2 separate regions of the Mus musculus genome follow, and region 2 is linked to region 1. Evidence: chromatin loops called from intact Hi-C (ENCODE). Cell type or tissue: gastrocnemius. All regions are shown on one strand.

Evidence for each region. A loop is a pair of places that touch in the nucleus more often than their neighbours do. Peaks named below come from ENCODE experiments on the same cell type or tissue, not always from the same donor. Only the 100,000 strongest peaks of a DNase experiment are listed, where the experiment ranks them.
Region 2: it touches region 1 in a loop (2.2-fold over the local background); 3 of 42 quality-filtered maps call a loop at or near these places.

The regions. Positions count from the first base shown.
Region 1 is chr7:6,914,465-6,922,464 of GRCm38, reverse strand. The region is part of intron 2 of Usp29 (ubiquitin specific peptidase 29); the gene reads right to left. Among named protein-coding and RNA genes, the nearest start is that of Zim3, 58 kb to the left of the region's middle. In gastrocnemius, a CTCF peak has its summit at 4,000 (motif pointing right); a DNase peak (open chromatin) is centred at 4,002.
Region 2 is chr7:6,821,954-6,829,953 of GRCm38, reverse strand. The region is part of intron 2 of Usp29 (ubiquitin specific peptidase 29); the gene reads right to left. Among named protein-coding and RNA genes, the nearest start is that of Mir3099, 22 kb to the right of the region's middle. In gastrocnemius, no CTCF peak of the experiment used is centred here; no DNase peak of the experiment used is centred here; H3K27ac peaks cover 1,301 bases.

The sequences.
Region 1 (8,000 bases):
TCCCATCTTTACCTCCCTTCTACTCGCCTGATTTATTTATTTATTTTTATTTATTTATTTATTTATTGCTGCAAAAATTGTCCTGAAGCCTTCCCTCTGTCTGCATCTGTCTCTGTCTCTTTCTATCTTTCTGTCCGTCTGTCTTTCTGTGTCATGTGTCTCTCTGTCTCTATTTCTCTGTCTGTTGTGTGTGTCTCTGTCTCTATCTTTCTGTCTGTCTTTCTGTCTTTATCTCTATCTCTGACTATCTCTCTGTGTCTCATGTGTCTCTGTCTCTCTGTGTGTCCTGTGTCTCTCTGTTTCTCTGTATTTCTCTGTGTTGTGTCTCTCTGTTTCTCTGTCTCCCTCTTTCTGTCTCTGTCTCTCTCTGTGTTGTGTGTCTCTCTGTCTCTGTTTCTGTGTCTTTGTCTCTCTATGTCCTTCTGTTGGTCTCTCTGTGTCATGTGTCTTTGTGTGTTGTGTGTCTGTCTCTGTCTTTCTGTCTATCTCTGCTTCTCTCTGTCCCTCTGTATGTCATGTGTCTCTCTGTCTGTCTTTTTGTCTCTGTCTGTGTCTCTCTCTCTGTGCCTCTATGTCTGTCTCACTCTGTGTCTTTATCTCTCTCTCTCTCTCTCTCACTACTTTCTGCTCACTGCAGGATAAAGTAATGGCACCAGGATGAAGATTTTCTCTGGCTCCCCCTGCATTCCAAGCCCATTCCAATGTCCAGCACAGTAGATATTTTATGTGCACAGTCATGACTCAGTATCCATGGTGGATCTGTCCTAAGACTCCTGAGTATGCTACGATCCACACATAGTCAAGCCCTTTATATAAAGTGGCAGTGTTTGCAGATATTACGCATATGGATTTTTTTCCTATAGTTATTTATTTTGTGTGTTTGTATGGTGTCTGTTGCAGGGTGCACACGCGCAATGGCACACTTGAGGTGGTCAGAGGATGGTGTTCAGGAGTCTCTTCTTCCACCATGTGAGACCTGGGGAGTGAACTCACTTCATCAGGCTTGAAAGCAAATGCCTTGACTTACCAAGACAGCTCTTCAATCTCACATTTATTTTAGTCAACTTTAGATTACTTCTAGTACCTAACACCATGTAAGTTCTATGTAATAGTAATTACACTGTTGTAGGAAGTTCTGACCCTTCAAAAATACCTATGTCCTTTCATTCAGGATGTGACTTTTTTTTTCTAATTTTGTTTTGAGACAGGGTCTCACTGTGTAGCCCTAACTGGTCTTGAACTTGTTATGTAGACCAGGCTGGCTTTGAACTCACAAAAACTCTGCTTGTTTCTGCCTCCCAAGTGCTGGAGCTAAAGGTGCACACTTCTGAATGTTTTCAATGCAGATCTTGTTGCATCTATGGAGATGGAATCTATGGCTTGACAGGTAGAATGGACTGGGAAAGAGAGGGTGTGTGTGTGGAGGGCACAACATCAAAGAGAGGTGGCTGGGTAAGGTGCAGGAAGCAGAGATCCAGAATTCAGAATTCAAGCAGAGTCCCTGTGAAGAGGGGAAGAGAAATCCAGGCTGGTGTGAGGAGCTTACTGGGTGAGGAGCTTGCCCCTGTGTTCTCAGACATATGGAAGAGCAAAGCGAACATCTTCAGCTCAGATGTCCGTGATGCCCCGAAAGGTGCATGCACATTATACAAAGACTCAGCATGCCCATAAAAGACATTTTCAATATCTATGTATGTGCATGTGTGCATGCTTGCAAACACCACGGCGCAGGCTCAGAATACACAGGAGAGCTTCTAGGTGTTAGTTTTCTCCTTCCACCATGTGGGTCCTGAAATCTTACTTAGATTAGCAGGCTTGGCAGCAAGTGTTTTCATCAACAGACCCATCTGGCCTCCCACTCCTCATTTTTCTTTCTTTTTTGAGGCAAGTCTCAATAGCTCAGGCTGGCTTCAGACATGCTAGATAGCTGAGGATAACTGTGAACTCCCGATCAACCTGCTTCTGCTTGGCTGGTGTTTGGATCACAGGTACTCACTACCGTTCAGGGTTTACGTAGTGTTAGGACTGAGCCCAGATCTCATGCCTGCTCTCACAGTATTATTGATCTTTATGTGTGGTTTTGTGTGGTCGCCTCATCTGAGAAGCAAGCATCTTTAATGAGGCATTGTGGGATTTCCTTTCACCTATACTGTGTTCCTGTTCTTGTGACAATACCAGCAGCAAAGAGTAAGTGCAAAATTAATATATTAATTTAACCAGGCCAGAGTGATGGCTTGGCCAGTAAAGACATTTGCCACCAAGGCTGACAGGCTGAGTTTGATTGCTTTAACCCACATGGATTGTAGAAGGAGAGAGAGAACTGACTCAAACAGTTGTCTTCTGACTCTCATATGCTTGCAATATATATATACTAATATAACTATCTACACCAGGTATAGCGGCCCATTACTGTAATCCTAGAACATGGAAATTCAGAGCAGGAAGATTGTCATACATTTGAGGTCAGTCTGGTCTATATAACAAGATCCTATCTCAGCAACAAGAATGGACTTATCTTTGTTAATCATTCATAATCTTTGAGTGTGAGGGACAGATAAATGGCTTAATCATGAATGAATAAAAAGAAGAACAAATAGCAATCACATTGCTGGTTCTTTGGGCCAGCTTGAGATTTCTGCCTGGGATGACAGAGACCAACACAGACCTGTACTCTCCCTGCCTTTCTGCAGAGGCCTTGTCTGGTGATGCATTTTAATTACATAAAAGTCTAAGGGCTGGAGTGTCAGGCTCTGTCTCCTTCTGATCTCTCATCTGGCCATATCTGTTTCTATGGAAACCACAGCAGACTGAGAAGAGAAGGTGGCTGCCACAAGACCAGGGAGAGGGGCAGAACCTGGAGTATTATAGGCTCTGGACTCAGGCTTATAGACACACAGGTGTATGTGTGGTGTGTGTGTGTGTGTGTGTGTGTGTGTGTGCGTATGTGTGTGTGGTGAAGTGGGTGTGATGTGTATGTGGGTATGTGTGTATGGGGGTATGTGTGTGTCTGTGGTGTGTGGTGTGGTATGTGTGGTGTGTGTGTGTATGGTGTGTGATATGTGTGTAGTGTGTGTGTATGTGGTGTGGTGTGTGTAGTGTGTGTGGTGTGTGGTATGTGTATGGTATGTGTGTGTGGTATATGGTGTGTGTGTGGGTGTGTGGTGTATGGTGTGTGTGGGAGGGTGTGTGTGTGTGGTGTGGTGTGTGTGTGTAGTATATGGTATGTATGTGGGGTGTGTATGTGTGGTATATGGTATGTGGTGTGTGTGGTGTGTGTGTGTGTGTGTGATGTGGTGTATGTGTGTGTGTTTGGTGTATGGTGTGTGTGTGTGTGTGTGTGTGTGTGTGTGTGTGTGTGTGTGTGTGCACATAGGCTCAAAGTGCCAACCTGGATTCACAGTGGAGATTCTGCAAAGGTTTAAGAGTACTGAAGCAAGTGTCCATTGACCAGAGGCTTGTGTCCCTCAGAACTTCTCATCTATTATGTAGAAAAGTCTCGAGGTCAGTGAGGCACTGGACGCGCCCAAATAAAGATGTCTAGCACATGGCTGCAGCCTAGCTGATTATGGTAGCCTCTAACCTGTCCTCATCCAGACTCACCATGGAAGTTGCTACTTGCTAAATATGTGGATCCCGTGGATCCCGGGTTACACCTCAGTAACATGTGCCTGGGGCCAGCAAGAGGGCTCAGCACATCAAGGCACTTGCCACCAAGCCTGATAGCCCGAGTTCAATCCCCAGATTGGAAGAAGAGAACCAATTCCTGCAAGTTGTCCCTTGAGTTCCACATGTATATTATGTGTGAACACACACACACACACACACACACACACACACACACACACGGCACATAGTAGGTCTTCCATATAGATAGCCTTGATGGAAAGGAAAAAAGGAAAGGGATGGAGGAAGAGAAAAGATTGGTGCTGCGGAGCCGCAGTGGGCTGGTGGCTTCCTATGAGCTTTAAGTTGTTACACTGTGGAGCAAGCTGCCAGTAGAGGGCACCCGCGATCATTCTTCAGTCTGCAAACTGGAAAGGAATGGATGGACAGAGACAGAAGCAAAGAACTTTATGGCTGAAGATTGTGTCCTTTTCCCGTGGAAGAGGAGAGGGGGACAGCCACGGGATCTAATCGTTTGTGTGTTGTGTCTTGTTTTCTTGGGGAGACCGTAGTAAAGGTCCACACACTCGCAGACTTCAGTGTAAACCTCTTTCCCCTCTGCCCAGGTCCTCCAGCATCCTGACTCCCAGCTGTCTGCTGTTTACAAGGGAGGCTTGGGGTACCATACGATGTCTGTGGGCCTCCAGAGTCACTCAGTGTCAACCGCAGCCAGAGCCACCTTGCTTTGACATAAGTCTGAACTGCTTGTTGTCAACTGGGGCTTCCTTCCACACTCAGGGTAAAATCCAAGCTGCTAAGAGGGGGCAGAGGGGAAAGAGGTTTACACTGAGGCCTTGGGTATGCCTCTAAATCCTGCCTTTATCAAACTACAGGCTCCGTTTCCAGCTTCTCAGCCTCCCCCCCAACTCTGGGGTTATTAAGATCAATCTGAGTGTTCCAGAATCTCACATACTGAAGACTCAATGCCTGTGCCTCCGAATGCTTTTGGAAAAGGGATATTGATCGATTGATTGATTGATTGATTTATATGAAAATGTTGGAGCCCATATGTGCCTTGGTGCACATTTGAAAGTCAGAGGACAGTTTGAGGGAGTCGGTTCTTTTCTTCCACAATGTGGGTTCTGGAGATCAAACTCAGGTGGACAGGCTTGGTGGCAAGTGCCTTTCTTTTTGGCCCATATTTATTCTCAAGACAGGGTCTTGTTATGTAGCCTGGTGTGGCTTTGACATCACAGCAATTCTCTGGTTTCAAGCTCCTGAGAGCTAGAATGACAGGCACGGCCACCATCGGTGTCACGCGCAGCTATAAACAGCCATCCTTTTATTTTTGCTATGCAGGAGACAGAGCCTAGGGCCTCCCTCACTGGTGGATTCCAGACATTCTGTGTCTCCAACCCTGGAGACAGGGTCTTTAACACAAACAAACATACACTTATTTATTTATTTATTTATGTGTCCCTGCGTGTGTGTTGCTTCGTGAATGACGCTGTAAATGTGGAGGTCAGAGGTCGGCTTACAGGAGTTAGTTCTCTCCTAACATATGGGTCCTGGGTCACTGAACTTGGGACATCAAACTTGGCACAAGGGGCTTTGTCTGCTGAGCTATCTTGGCAGCCCCGAGATAGAGTTGTAATAGATGTGATTAAGGCAAAATGAGAGGGGCTGGCCATCCATGTTTATAGCAAGGTTATTCACAAATAGCCAAATTACAAGAGTAATTTAGATGCCCATCAACCGACGAAAGGATAAAGAGAATGTAATAGGCAGCAGCATGTTCCCCCCCTACCCCCCCAGTGGTGCATTATTCAGGCATAAAGCATAAAATTATGTCATTTTCAGGAAAATCGATGGAGATCATTACGTTAAACAAAGAAGCCCCACTCAGAAAGACAAGTATTACGCGTTCTGTCTCAGACGCAGAACCTAAATCTTATCATATCTACAACGTGAGAACAAACAGGACAATGGAGGAAAGAAAGAGGCCACCAGGAGCAGTGAGAAAGGACGGGGACCGTGCAGAGGATCACGAGAAGCACACAATGACCCGTATATGGAAATGCTGTGCTGAAACCTGTTGCTTTTTTTGTCTTGTTATGTTGAGGCAGGGTTTCTCAGTAGGTAAGCTGCCTTGAAACTCACTCTGCAGACCAGGCTGGCCCCGAACTTAGAGGTCCACCTGCCTCTGCCTCCCGAGTGCTGGGACTAAAAGTGTGCGCCACCACCAATTGGCTGATACCTTTTTTTTTTTTTTTTTTTTGACTTTTTTTTTTTTTTTTTTTTTTGAGATATGACCTCACTTTGCAGCCCAACTGTCCTGAGCTGTATAATCCAAAACGCCCTTGAACCCATAACCATCTTTCTTTCTTCAGCATCCTGAGTTCAGAAATTACCAGGCATGAGTCACTACTTGAAATTTATTATTTCCTATGTCAAGTTAAAAAACAAAAACTTCAAGCTGGAGAGATGGGCCTGTGGGTAAGAGAGGGCGCCTGCTGCTCTTGCAGAGGACCCAACTACAGTTCCCAGCATCTATGTCAGTGGCTCAAAACAGCCTGTAACCCCAGCTCCAGCAGATCTGGAACCATTAGTATGTCTTTTTTCCAGATTGGGAAACTGAGGCATGGATTAAAACAAAACAAAACAAAACAAAACAAAACAAAACAAAAACAAAACCTACTGTTGCAAGGCTGTAGAGATGGCCCCATCAGTAGATGTCTGCCTTGCATGTGTAGGGCCAGACTCTTATTGAGTTTTGAGGAGCCAGACCCAGGTCCTCAGACTTGGACAGCAGGCGCTTTACCTACTGAGTGAGCTATTGCCCCAGGCCTCCGTTTCTTTGAATTCTAAACACCAAATGCTGCTCTTGGCTGTGAAGGTTCCCAGAACTAGATCAGAGCCTGATGGATGAACAGTAGGCAGACGCTCAGAGTGTAGCCATAATTAATGTCTGTTTTTTGTTGATGCAACTGTAAGAGACATTAGTAGTGGTGACTACTTTTTGAGTGTGAACTGCCTGGGCTCAAACACCAATTCTACGCAGGAGCTTTATCTTTAAGGGATGGACGTTATAAGTTTCAGATTCAGTGACCCTGTTTATCTCTGTACACACACACACACACACACACACACACACAGAGAGAGAGAGAGAGAGAGAGAGAGAGAGAGAGAGAGAGAGAGAGAGAGAGAGAGAGCAAAAGCACCGTGGGGTGCATGATGGTTTAAATTACTGTTATTGAGACGCGCAGTTGATCACTGTGTACAGGGAAGATACATTTGGCTATTTTCTATACTCTGTCCTCAGACTTCAATGGCAACGTCTTCCACCTCACAGATCAAGGCCAAAGCCATCTTTCTAAACTGTGGACACAACCACCTTATTCTATTTTTTTTAATTAAAATTAAAAATTTTTCATTCTACGTGTGGATGGGTGTTTTGTCTGCATGTGTGTCTGTGCACCACACATGTGCCTGGGTGCTCTTAGAGGTTGGAAGAGGGTGTCAGGTCCCTTGGATTGAAGTGACAAGTAGTTGGTGCGGGGAAAGTGGACCTGGGTTCTCTGGACGAGCAGCCAATGTTCTCAAGTACTGAGTCACTGTGGTGAATGTATAGCGGTCAAAGGATTATTGTTTGGAGTTAATTCTCTCTCTCTTCTCACCATAAAAGTCCTGGATGTACAACTCAGTTCATCGGTCTTGGGGGCTTTTATTGCTCAGTCACTTTTCATGCCTATTTTGCTGTTTAATTTATTGATTCTGTTTTTATATTTTTATGTACAGGGTGTGTGTGTCTGCCTGCCTGCCTGCCTGTCTGTCTGTCTATGTGTGAATGCACATGTTCCATGGCATGTATGAAGAGATCAGAGGACACTTGTTTTGTCTTTAATATATATTTTTCCTATTCTTTCCAGGGGGCGGGCAGATTTTGTACAACATGTTTTGCTCGTATCACCTTCTCCCCCAACTCCTCCCACATCCAGGCTCCTTCCCTGTCCATTCAACTTTGTGTCTTGTTTGTTTGCTTGCTTGCTTGTTTTAAAGTCCATCAAGTCCATTTTGCACTGCCCAAATATTCTTGGAGAGAGGAGGTAGGCATGGAGTCCTCCCACCCTTAGCTGAAGGGCTATTGGCAGTTAATTAATCGTTGCTGGGAGAGAAGGGGCCAGTTTTCTCTATGAGCATAGCCCTGGGAAGCCGACCACATTCCAGTGGAAGGCCACAAAAGGCCTCAAAATTTTGAGGAGTCAGTTCTCTCCTTCCACTGTGAAACCCAGGGATCAAACCCAGGTCATAGGCTTGCATGGCAAACATTTTACCTCAGAGCCATCTTACTGGGCCATGTTTCCTTATTACAACCCCCTCACTGTCTTCTAGAAAGT
Region 2 (8,000 bases), 93 kb after region 1:
CATGAGACCTTACCTCAAAACAAAAACAAAACAAAACAGGAAGCTATCTGGAAAAAGAAATGGGAATCTGTGGAGATTCTTATAAGTATTTCTTTACATATGCCCTGTCTGGATCCTGTGTGAGGAAAACTCAAAGGCTTGGCATGCAGAGAGACAGAGCCCAACAAGGAGATGGGTTTGGAAATACAACATGAATTCCCAGCATGGATGAGGGGCATCACTGGGGAGACAGGGGCACAGACTGTCCAAGAGTATTGAAATATGTCTAAGTGCACATGATGAAGGCTGAAGCAACACGTCTTCCCAGTTGAGCATTAAATGCCTGCTCTCTGGGTAAGGAAGATGGGGAGCAGTTGATGTCACACATAGGAGCTGCATGTATTCTTGTGGGATCTAGTTAGACTCAGTTAGTCCTAGGGAGGATCTATGGGGGATCTCTTGCAAAGCTGTCATTCAAAGATGTCCATGAAGAGTCTTAAGACATTTCACACAGGCCTGGGCTTTAGTTGCAGGTTGGAACCTTCTCTACACCCACGTAGCTGCTCTGATTTTCTTTCTCTCTCTCTCTCAGAACAATTACCTGGTCCAGGGAGCTGAAAAGGCTCAGGCTGTTGCTATGGAGACAGAAGCTGGTCCAGGGGAAAGGGAGGGACGACAGAGGAAGCCTCTGGACTAGAATTTTCCAGGCTCTGATATATTGGAGAGATTTTGGATGTTAGGAGGTGCAGGGGAGGGAATGGAGGGCTTGGAAAATGTGGTCTTTCAAATGCCAGGAAAATATACTTTTGATGCATAATAAAGATTTGTTGAAAGAAGGAGTGGGGATGCAGAGAGCTGGTAGAATGCTTGCCTAGCATGCAGGAGGCCCTAGGTTTGATCCCACAGTATCACATAAACTGAATGTGATTACGCACATGTGCAATCTTATCACACGGGGCGTGGAGGCAGGAGAATAGGAATTTAAGGTCATTATCAGTTACATAGAAGTTCAAGGCTAGTCTGGGCTATGTTAGACATTATTACAAACAAACTAATAAACAAAGAAATAGCTCCAGTCGACAGATGGAGTCCTGTGAGATGTTTCTCCCCTTTACAGGATGGGTAAATGTTGTCAACCTCTCCTTTACTTTTAGATAGGGTCTCACTGTATATCCAAAGCTGACCTTGAACTCACAATCTTCCTGCCTCAGCCCAAAGAAGGCTATGATGACAAGCATGGGCAACCACACCTAGCATGCATCACCATTTGACCCAGGTACAGCTGCATCAATCCAGGCTTTTTTGTGGCTTGCTTTGTTACAGAAAATCAAAGCAACAATACAAAGATGGACACACTTAAAGGAATAAGACAATTCCACCCAAAGGTGCCAAGAGCTGAGCAAGAAGTTGGCTGCCAGAGTCTGTCCCTAGTCTGTCTGTTGATGGCCTGAGAACTATTTCTATGGACACCTACAATTCTTGGTCTTTAGTCTGCAATATTGTGGTCAACTGTAAATATATACATGGCTCTCAACTTATAATAAATAGCCTATTTACATTATTTAAAACAAAACAACTTTGCAAAGGTACAAAATGGAATCAGAGTAGAAATTGTGCTTCAAGCTTTTAATTTTTATCTTTCCTAGGTTCTACCCTCTGAGCAAAATAGCTGCCATCTTTGTCAGATCAACTGTTTCTATCAGCAACAGATGTCACAAATAGGCCTGTGAACTGTTGTCTCCTTTCCTTAGAGAAAGATGATGCTGAGAGAGTCATTGGATCCTCCCAGGACACTCCAGCCACTCCTGCCAGATTTTAGTGTGCAGTTCTGCCCTAACTACATGTAGCCTCATTGAGTATATATACCTTGGGGAAAATTAGTTAGGTAGGGTGTCTATGTATGTGGTTACAGGGAAATCATCTGATCGGCTGAGTGGGAGCTTTCCAGTGTGGCTGCTTTGGGGTTGCCCACATTCTGTAGGTGAGCCTGAGGAACTTTGGTGGAATCTTAGTTTGGCTTGACATGTGGCCTCACCAGGAGGGAGTAGATGGAGCTCGTATCTCCCCAGGGAAAGAAATCTCCCAACAGCTAGCAATATGCCCAACCATATTCTCCTGTGTTGCTGGGTAGGAGATCAACCCGCAGCTCCTCAGTCATTACAGAAAGCAGTTGGTATTGCACAGCATGGTGTGTTGCTAAGTGATGTATCCAGTGAGTTAGCTGTAGCCCTTGTTTCTTTGACTTATGATGGGCTTACTTGTATATGTAGTCCCATCAACACCAAGATTTATCCATTGTTTTGTCAATAGATAGTAACTGCCGTCCATCCCTTTGGGTATAAGGAACATTGACAGTGCCAAACACATGGGGGATATTTAACCCACAGGTCTTGAATGTATACGTATTGTTATGAGCATTGTTACTCATGAGTTGTCAATAGAAACAAGGGGGTCCCCCAGGGCATGCACATCTAGGAATAGAATTGCTACACTATCAGTCAGGTGACTCAGTTTTGACAGCATTGGCAATTGGTCTAGACAAGTGGTTCTTTACCACTGGGGAGGGCTGTGCTGTATAATCTAAGATGTTTATCAGCATCCTTTTTATACTCCTTAGATGCTAGTGACACCCTCTGCTTATATTTCTGTGTGTGTGTCCACACCCATACATGGAGGTCAAATGAAAACTTTGGGAAATTTAGTCTCTCCTTCCACCATGTGGGTCTGAAGGATCAAATTTAGTTCATCGGGCTTGGTGCTCTGAGGCACCTCTCTGGCTCTTTTCCCGTTTTTCATTCTGTGTGAGTGTGCGTCTGCATGCGTGTGTGAGTGTCCATGTCTTAAGTATAAACAGAATATTGTCTGCTTTCTATCATGATTTTAGGAAGGTGCTTTACACCATAGAGATTTCTAGTTTTCAATTCTGGTTTTCTAAAATAGAGTCTTACGTTGACCAGAGTGGGCTTAAAACCGCTGTGTACCTGAGGTCAGCCCTCAGCTCTCCGATGCTCAGATTATAGGCATGCTTCCATTATTTTTGTACTTTTTGTTTTTATTTAAAAATTTTTCTTTTCATACAATATATTTTTCCCATATTCTTTCCCCTTTCAGTTTGAGTTTTGATTATGTATGTGTATGTGTCTGTGTGTGTGTGTGTGTGTGTGTTCACACAAGCCTGTGTTTGAAACAAGGTCTCACTTTGTAGCACTGGCTGGTTTAGAACTCTTCACATGCCAAGACTGGCTCAAACTATTGGCAATCCTTCTACTCAGTCTCTTGGGTGCTAGGATTCCAAGCCTGGGTCACCACACCCAGCCCCATACTGCCCGATTACAGAAATTCTCATTCTACTTCCTTGGGAGGTGAAGAGACAAGGCTAGGCTGTGGTGGCTACAGAAGGGCCCAGGGCCTGACAGAAATAGAAAAGCCAGTGAGATGGCTCAATGGATTAAGGTACTTGTTTGTCACCCAGTCTGATGGCCTGATCCTCTGACCGGGTTAATGGAAGAAGGAAACTGACTCTTGCAAATTGTTCGCTGGCATTTACACAGCATGCTGAGACCACACACATGCGTACATTCACAGATATGCGTAAATAAATAAATAAATTGAAAACGTATCTAATAAAAATGATTTCAGATGCCTAATAGGCAGTGATTTTTCAGGAGCAGAGACAGGAAGCTTCCAGAGGTTCTGCCTCAAGCAGTGCTGAGACAGTAAACAAGTTCACACAAGTACACTCATCAAGCCCTGACCCGACACAGAGCTTGTGTGGCAACATGTCTGGAAATAGCCAGAAATGGTCCAGCTGGAGAGAATCCGAGTGTGTCCCTACACACGAAAGAGCCAATGCGATGTCCATCAGGAGGAAAGTTCAGCCAAGTAGAGCAACGCTGAGAACAGAGTGGTAAACAGTCACTGTGCTCTGAGCTCCTGTCTAGAGTAGGTCAGTTTCCTTCAGGAATCTCTGCTAAAGAGTAGGGCAGGCCCTCAGTACCACCCAGCAGAGTGGCCCACCACTTGGCTTGCCTGGGACTAAAGCAGGGTAGACCACCATCCTGGCTTGCCTGGGACTGAGGCAGAATGGACTCACCATCCTGACTTGCCTGGGACTGAGGCAGGGTAGACCACCATCCTGGCTTGCCTGGGACTGAGGCAGAATGGACTCACCATCCTGGCTTGCCTGGGACTGATGCTGGGTGGACCACCATCCTGACTTGCCTGGGACTGAGGCGGGGTAGACCACCATCCTGGCTTGCCTGGGACTGAGGTGGGGTAGACCACCATCCTGGCTTGCCTGGGACTGAGGCAGAATGGACTCACCATCCTGGCTTGCCTGGGACTGATGCTGGGTGGACCACCATCCTGACTTGCCTGGGACTGAGGCAGGGTAGACCACCATCCTGGCTTGCCTGGGACTGAGGCGGGGTAGACCACCATCCTGGCTTGCCTGGGACTGAGGCGGGGTAGACCACCATCCTGGCTTGCCTGGGACTGATGCTGGGTGGACCACCATCCTGGCTTGCCTGGGACTGAGGCAGGGTAGACCACCATCCTGGCTTGCCTGGGACTGATGCTGGGTGGAACACCATCCTGGCTTGCCTGGGACTGATGCTGGGTGGACCACCATCCTGGCTTGCCTGGGACTGATGCTGGGTGGCTCACCATCTTGGCTTGCTGGGGGTCACCAAGGGGCCTTAATGAAACCGACAGGATCCTAGGAAGTTAACAGAATCCATGGGTTTCAGCCTCAGGGTGTGTAATAAATGCAGTCACAAATGCTGCTTGGTACCTACTAAATCAGAACCTTGCAGACTGAGAACTGCAACAAAGATTGAGAACAGGGCTGGCTAAGATGCCTCAGAGGGTAAGGCATTTGCCTTGTAAGCATGAGCACCAGAGTTCGGATCCCCAGGCCTCACATAAATGATGGTTGGGCATGGTAGCACGCCTGTAATCCCAGCACTTAAGATGCAGAGAGTCCCTCGAGGAGGCTGTCTAGCCAGACTACCTACGTGAATCAGTTCCAGTGAGAAATCCAATATATAAGGTGGAAAACAGTGTTAGAAAGTGCTCAGTGTCAACCTCTGGCTTTCAGACATGAGTGCATATGTGTGTGTGCACAACCACACATAATGCAGACACAAATACACTTAAATGTGCATGCTACACACATGTCTTGTTTGACACATGTTTCATGTGAGTACTACAAAAAAACAAAAACAAAAACAAAACAAAACAAAACAAACCAGAGATTGGAACAGGGGAGAGAGGAGGCCTGTGTAAACAAGGCTTATCTGAGGGCATTCTTACTTAAAGACTTCATCTTTCCATCTGGTATGGCCTGGGGCTGCCTTATTCTCTCCTGGGCATATTAGCCATCTCCTGGGTGCGTTAACTCTAGCATCTATTTAATTAGCGTATCCTAATTGTTCACAAGGATGGACTTTGTTATGGCATTTTCACACACGTATACTGTATTTCAGTTGTCAACCCATTGCTCACCTCTCCTCCTCTCATTCCCACTGATGTCTTTTCTCAGCTCTCCTCCCTTCTACTCTCATGTTCACATGTGCATGTGAGTGCATGCCTGTGTACATGCGTGTGTGTGTGTGTGTGTGTGTGTGTGTGTGTGAGAGAGAGAGAGAGAGATACAATGAATTTAACTAGCATTACTTAGACAAACACAGGTGAAGTGTTATTTACAGGAAGTCAGAAACCTACTAGCAAGTACACCACCAAGGAAAATGTCTCTCTCTATCCCCCAAGCAACTATTAGTTTATAGATCCTCAAGGAGGCAGGGGGCTTCCATCTCCCGTGAGATAGAAACAAAACTCTTAGGAGAGTATCATGTCTTTCATATGCAAACTTGTGAATAGAGAACTCTCCGAGCTTTGTCTACCTGATCTAGCACACCCAGGGCCAGGAACCAAACAAGCACATAAGCACACACACATTAGCTTCTTTCTGCTCTTGACTGCGAACAGGATGCAACTGGCTGTCTCAAGCTCTTGTCACTGTGATGCCTCCACAATGATGAGCTACGATCTGGAATTTTAATCTCTTTGTCCATAAATTGTTTCTTGTCAGGACATTTTATCCCAGCAACAGAAAGAATGTTGAAAGTGATAGGTTGAGGAGGAATGCTGTGCTGTGCTGTGCTGTGCTGTGCTGTGCTGCACTGTGAACTCAACATGAACTCACAACTGGCCTTAATCTATACAAGAGCTGCATAGGGTCAAGACAGCCAAAATCCCAACATCTGTGAAGTAGAAGGTCTCCAGGAGCCACCCCTTACTGTGAGCAACAGGCAGTTTTGTGAGAGGGAGAATCATGCTTTTTTTTGAAGATGTGACCACAGTTGTTTTCCTGGTGCACTGTCCCACATTATGCATATGTGAACAGCACTAACAGGACTTAGTGGGTTATTTAATTAAAAAACAAACAACAAACAAAAGCCTTCATGTTAGGAAGTATGTGTTTAGAAGAATACCTGGGAAGTTTGAGGGGTATAAATGGGGGGGAGGGGACATGATCATATTTAATTGGATATATGTAGAAATTATCAAAAATAAAGAAAACGTTTAAAATATAATCGACAATTCTTTTTTTTTTTATTTCTGCCATCTGTATCTGGTTACATTGTCCAGGTACAGAAACCCTGAAGCGTCCAGGTCCCATCATTTCTGCAACCCCCAAAAGTGCTTGGTTTTGTTTGATAACGGATCTCTCTCATACAGCCCAATTTAGCCTAAACCTCACGGTGTAACCAAGGATAACCTTGAGTTCCTGATCCTTCTTCTGAGTGCTGAGATCATAGAGTACCATACCTAACAAAAGCTCCAAGCAATAACATAAAAATGTTCTTATGGGTGAAAATACAAGATAATCAACTAAGAATTTATGTCTGCTGTCACTTTTTAAATAACAAAATGTTCATTTGCTTGTTCCTTAAAAGTGGCCATGTGGAAATTCAACAACAAATAAACAGGGATTAAGGCTGAACCTCCTGACAAGGAGTAAAATTTACTAATCCAAGCAAGTCATGAGACCTTTTCATCCCCTGTGACCTAGTAATTTGACTTCCAGAAGTTCTTTCTAGGGAATTAATGAGGCGCACAGAGACAGAGCTGAACAGAGGTTGGGCGTTCCATTTTCCACTGGATCAGTGAAATGTCAGAACATTTTTCCTTCCCAGAGCCAAGCCAAGGCTCCATCGTCTTCTTAGGAGGTCTCTACTGCTACACAACCCCACCATTTCACATCCTTCACTTTCTTCAGGGAAAAAAAAAGCTGTTGACCAAATTCCTTACAGAGAAACAGCAGACATTCCAAGATCGGTCTGGGCTCCAGCAGACACACAGAGCCCTTGTGGGTTGAGTTGTGCCCATCCCTATCCTCCCCATCCCCACTCTCTCCCCACGCCCATCCAAATCACATGTTGATTTTCTGAACTCCCCTGCCTCAGACTATGTCTGTATGCAAAAATCTTGAAGGAGGTAATTAAGGTCAAACGAAGTCATTAGGCTGGGCCCTGACCCAATAGGACTGGTGGTTTCATAAGAAAAGAGGAAATTTAGACACAGACAAGCACAGAGGAAAGGGCGGCCAGCTAAGGAGAGGGGCCTCAGAGGGGACCAGCCTTGCTTCTGCCTGGTCTCAGACATCAACCTCCAGGTCTATGAAAAGCTTTCCATCATTTAAGCTATTGTCTGTGATACCTTGTTATGGCATTCTTAGTTGGCCAGTAAATATTGACTATAAGCATGTACAGATATGTGTATACATGCACAAACACACACACACACACACACACACACACACACACACACACACACACTTGCTATTGTTTGTTTTTTTTTTTTAAAGAGATTTGTCATGGAGCTGGGAGGGGTGACTAAGTTAGCAAAATGATTGATACACGAGCATGAGGATCTGAGCCCACATTGCCAGCACTCAAGGACAAAAGACCAGCTCCCAGTGCCTGTGACGATAGACTGGACCCTTAAACTATGACTCA